Linked DNA regions of Homo sapiens: region 2 is linked to region 1. Evidence: read pairs that join two places in POLR2A ChIA-PET (ENCODE). Cell type or tissue: Panc1. All regions are shown on one strand. Region 1 overlaps CACNA1G (calcium voltage-gated channel subunit alpha1 G). Region 2 overlaps ABCC3 (ATP binding cassette subfamily C member 3).

Evidence for each region. Peaks named below come from ENCODE experiments on the same cell type or tissue, not always from the same donor. Only the 100,000 strongest peaks of a DNase experiment are listed, where the experiment ranks them.
Region 2: POLR2A ChIA-PET joins it to region 1 with 7 read pairs; 8 of 35 experiments call an interaction of 5 or more read pairs at or near these places.

What each region holds. Positions count from the first base shown.
Region 1 is chr17:50,611,725-50,614,224 of GRCh38, forward strand. The region is part of intron 26 of CACNA1G (calcium voltage-gated channel subunit alpha1 G); the gene reads left to right. Among named protein-coding and RNA genes, the nearest start is that of ABCC3, 22 kb to the right of the region's middle. In Panc1, no CTCF peak of the experiment used is centred here; no DNase peak of the experiment used is centred here.
Region 2 is chr17:50,667,443-50,669,942 of GRCh38, forward strand. It overlaps ABCC3 (ATP binding cassette subfamily C member 3), which reads left to right. Exons shown (of 31, transcript NM_003786.4): 12 at 112-315; 13 at 421-567; 14 at 988-1,075; 15 at 1,411-1,477; 16 at 1,698-1,824; 17 at 1,910-2,086. Among named protein-coding and RNA genes, the nearest start is that of ABCC3, 34 kb to the left of the region's middle. In Panc1, no CTCF peak of the experiment used is centred here; no DNase peak of the experiment used is centred here; H3K27ac peaks cover 1,929 bases.

The DNA.
Region 1 (2,500 bases):
CACACTCACCCCAAAACATCCTAGCACAGGGCTAGCCCACAGAGACTTTTCCACCTTGGGTGTTATCCCAGAAATCAACACATGCAGACTCTCATGGCTCCTAAGACGTGACTCACCCACTCAGTGCTAAACACTCTCGTGACCCTTGCACTGCACTCCCATTCCGGGTACCTTCTGCTGTGCTCCTGAAGTGGATAGACCCCACTGTATCCTGGGGTGGCACACGCAGGCATGTACACCAGTTACCTTCCCTGGCTGTTGGTGAGGACTCAGAGACCCCGAACAAGGGCTCAGGTCATCCCATATCCCACTTCCTAGGACCTGGAGTTCTGCGTGGCCTATGCCAGAGCTTTTCAAACTTCCATGTGCATAAGAATCACCTGGAAAGCATAAACACAGATTCCTGGGGCTTACCCCAGAGGTTCTCCTACAGCAGTGCAGATGCACTGATCTACCCACCAGGGTGATGGGGACAGAGTCAAACGCAGTCCAGGGCTGCTGAGAATCAAACACGTGCACCGCACCTCCCTGCTAGCACTCCTGTCCTGGTGCTGCTCCCAGCAGGGGCGGGAGAGCCAGACCCTAGGGAAAGGCAGAAGAGCGGAGCCTGTGATTATCTGGGGAATGGGCCTGACCAGAAGCCTGGGTCCACCCCGGCTTCCCAGATGGAGGGAGGGACCGGGGCTGCTGGGTCATCAGGCTGCCCCACGGGACGGCTAAGCCTCCAACACCAGCTCCACTCTCCTTGGCCACCTGTGGCGTCGACCTTCACTCACTCACCCTCTTTCCTTCCACCAGGCCGGGACCCAGTGATCAGGCCTGGCCACGGCAGCTGAAGGTGTGGCCTCTGCCGTGGGGGGCCTGTGTCCTTGGGAGTGACCCCTGTCTTCTGCCTACTCATTGCCACTCCCCTTTGCAAACCCTCCGCCCTGGCCATGCCTTGGGCTCCCTGTGACTCCTACTAACTCACTGCCTGTTGCCTTGCGGCCCTCCTTCTGTACCCTTCCTCCCTCCCTGCCCCGAAGTGGGGACCTGGGCTGCCCTAGATATGCCCTTCCCCCCACTGTCTGACTCTGGTATTTTCTCCACCTAAGGCAGCTCATCCTGGTGGGAGGCAGGGAGGTGGTGCCACAGCTACCAATGCATCAGTGACCACAGGTCCAGGCTCCTCCTGGACTATGGTTGGAGCTCTCAAAGCAGCAGGCTTGCCCAAGGCTCCTCCCAGGGGCTTTCTATTTCTTCTCCACACCTGGGTGCTTGCCTGCAGAGCCGAGGTCCAGAGAGCAGCAAAGGAGGGTGGCATCGCCAGGCCCCAACTTTGGAGGCCTTTGGGCAGACCATCCAGGGGTGTCCTCTGGGCCAAGGCCTCAAAGCCTTGTGTCTGTACCCACCTGGCAACTGGCGAGGGACTCGGGCTGGAAGTTCGGGTCCAGCTCGGTCATGCCTCGTAGCTAGCTGAATGAGTCACTTTTTGCCTGGCTTCATTCTCTCCCTCTGAAAAACAAAGGGGTTGCCCGAGGAGATGCTGATCAGATTGGCCTGGTACTCTTTGGACCTGTGCTCTAATGGGGGATTTCTGGCAGCCTCAGCACCTGCCGTCTGGGGTAGGGGCCAGGGTGGAGGGGTGTTTGTACAGACCTCAGGGGCCGGGACCTGTCTATAAGCAGATGCCCTGCCTCAGTCCTCCTGCCCCGCCTTCCTTCTGGGCCTCTTGGAGGAGGGTCCCGGCTGAATTGAAGCCCACCCACCCCACAGACTCCTAGTGCAAGGCCAGAGTTGGTGGGAGCAGCTGCTCCGTTTGGCCTGGAACTGCCTACAGAGTCAGGCTGGGGTGACGGGGAGAGGAGGGCAACTCTCCCAGCCTCTCCTCTACATTGTCTCAGCTAATAATGGGGCTAATAAGGAGCCGCTTTTTCTAACCTAATTGTATTCAAACATTTTAGTTAATTCTCCATTCATATTTTAGCATAATGGGATCGGGTGCTCTCGGCATTTATGGAGATTAATGCAGAGAAAATGTTCCGGCTGCTCAGGCAATGCAGGGCGACTAGCGCCCTCTGGTTCTTGTGGTACTCAAGGAAGGAAGGAAGAGGCCCGGCCCACCCGGCCCACCCTCCACCATCGCGGTGTGGATGACCCGTAGCCTCCTGTCCTCCCTTGCCCCAGGCTCTCCAGCCCCACACTCTTGGGGCTCTGTTCTCGAACAAACAGAGCCACAGTTGGCTGGCCGATCTCTGAAAACAGGAAGATGGCCTCATGCATGCCTAAGGCGCAGCAGAGTGCCGGGGACTGTCTGCTCCGTGGTCATCCACACCTCAAGGCCGATGCTGGAGAGTGGCCAGGTGGGCCAGGAGCATGGCAGCCCACGAGGCTGGATGTGCAATACCTGGGTGCTCTTCTTCCTTCAGCCTCGGGTGGGGGCCCACCCCAGGCCGCTCCTTGCCTCAGTTTACCTCTCTGTTCAATGGTCCTGTGCATGGGAAAGGACAGTTACATCTGA
Region 2 (2,500 bases), 56 kb after region 1:
GGCAGCGTGGAATGGCTGCAATGGATGAGAATGGATGGAAGGTAGGACCCTGTGAGCAGGAGGTCAGGGGAGGGAGCAGGTGTGCCACTGACACTCTTTCTGCCTGCACAGGTAAAGCAAATGAAATTGAAGGACTCGCGCATCAAGCTGATGAGTGAGATCCTGAACGGCATCAAGGTGCTGAAGCTGTACGCCTGGGAGCCCAGCTTCCTGAAGCAGGTGGAGGGCATCAGGCAGGGTGAGCTCCAGCTGCTGCGCACGGCGGCCTACCTCCACACCACAACCACCTTCACCTGGATGTGCAGCCCCTTCCTGGTGAGGCTTGGCACAGGGCTGGGTCCCTGCCTCCAGGGCTCTGGGTGCCCAGGCATGGCCAGGGCTCATTGGACTCTACCCTGACACCACCTCCACGCTGCTCAGGTGACCCTGATCACCCTCTGGGTGTACGTGTACGTGGACCCAAACAATGTGCTGGACGCCGAGAAGGCCTTTGTGTCTGTGTCCTTGTTTAATATCTTAAGACTTCCCCTCAACATGCTGCCCCAGTTAATCAGCAACCTGACTCAGGTAACCCTGGGTAGGGCTGGGGGCTCTACTGGAGTTGGAACAGGTTGTTGGGGTCAGGGAAGGGTCACTTAGGGCAAGGGATAATCAGGGGGAGTTATTGGATTCAGGGAAGGTTGCTAGCATTATGAAGAGCTATTCAAGGTTGAATGAGGTCATTAAGGTCAGGGGTCATTTGGAGTCACAGGTGGTCAGGTCGGGTGTCTGGAAACCTGAGTTCTGTAGATAGCCTCCTCTTACCAACCTGGACTTTCTCTTTGGGCAGTGGGAGCCATGGAAGACTCAGTCGTGGGAGGGACCCCAGTGCTAGTGTCTGGGCCCTCAGGGGGTCCTGCCTAGCCCAGGATGCTGGGGATGGGGCGAGGGTAGGGGTTGGGGGTTGGGAAAGTACAGTCTCTAGGGCTGACTCACATCCTCCCGTAGGCCAGTGTGTCTCTGAAACGGATCCAGCAATTCCTGAGCCAAGAGGAACTTGACCCCCAGAGTGTGGAAAGAAAGACCATCTCCCCAGGTCTAGAGAGCCCCTACCTGGGCTGCCTGCCCCAGTCCTTGCTCCAGAAAAACCTCTGTTTCAAGCTTTTCCTTTGTTCTCTCCTGACCCCTTTTCTTCTTCCTCTGTTCACATCTGCTTCGACTCTGACCTCCTCCCTCTTCCGGGTTCTCTGCTCTCCTCCGCCCTCCTCCACAGGGCTCCCCACATCCCTTTCTTCCTCCCTTTTCCCAAGGATCCCCTCCCCATGGCCCAGGCTCCTCCCCTGTCCTCCTTTCCCCTGCCCCCCAGCCTCCCTGCAGGCTACCCCATCCCTTGAGCTCCCTCCCTGACCCTGCCCACCTTGGTCCTCTCAGGCTATGCCATCACCATACACAGTGGCACCTTCACCTGGGCCCAGGACCTGCCCCCCACTCTGCACAGGTACCAGCTTCTCCCACTCCCTTCCCAGCTGCCCACGGTGGGCTGGAAGTTCAGATCAATAGCAGCACCCTGCAAAGCCTTTGACCAAGAATGCAGGAAGAGCTTCAGCCTGCCAGGGGGGTGTCTGGAAGGGCGGAGGGCTTGGTTCTGCAGGTGGAGGGTTGGAGACCAAAACCCTGATCCCTGCCTCTAACTGGACTCCTGGGGTCCTTGCCCCCAGCCTAGACATCCAGGTCCCGAAAGGGGCACTGGTGGCCGTGGTGGGGCCTGTGGGCTGTGGGAAGTCCTCCCTGGTGTCTGCCCTGCTGGGAGAGATGGAGAAGCTAGAAGGCAAAGTGCACATGAAGGTGAGAGAGGCAGGGGCTCCTGGGCAGGGTGTGGGGCTCAGCCAGGCCTTGGGCAAGCCCCGAGGTAAATTTCTCCTGTGGCCAGGGCTCCGTGGCCTATGTGCCCCAGCAGGCATGGATCCAGAACTGCACTCTTCAGGAAAACGTGCTTTTCGGCAAAGCCCTGAACCCCAAGCGCTACCAGCAGACTCTGGAGGCCTGTGCCTTGCTAGCTGACCTGGAGATGCTGCCTGGTGGGGATCAGACAGAGATTGGAGAGAAGGTACAGAGTCCTCTTCCATCCCTAAGAGGCTAGGGCATAGAGCTGCCCACCTCAACCCAGCCCAGGTCCATATATTCATCCCTTCATTCACACATTGGTGTAACGTTATGCCCAACTCTGTGCCAGGCACTGGGGAAACAGATCTATTAGCAGATCTGTTTAGTGAACAAGTAGGAACTATTGAATATTCTAGGAGCCAGGCTGAAGGCCTGTGCAGGGTACAGGGAGGGCACAGCAGGGAGCCTACATAAGGAAGAGCATCACTTTTTTTTTTTCTTTCTTTCTGAGATAAGGCCTCACTCTGTTGCCCAGGATGGAGTGCCATGGTGACATCATGGGACGCTGCAGCTTGGAACTCCTGGGCTCAAGTGATCCTCTCGCCTCAGCCTCCTGAGTATCTGGGACCACAGGCAC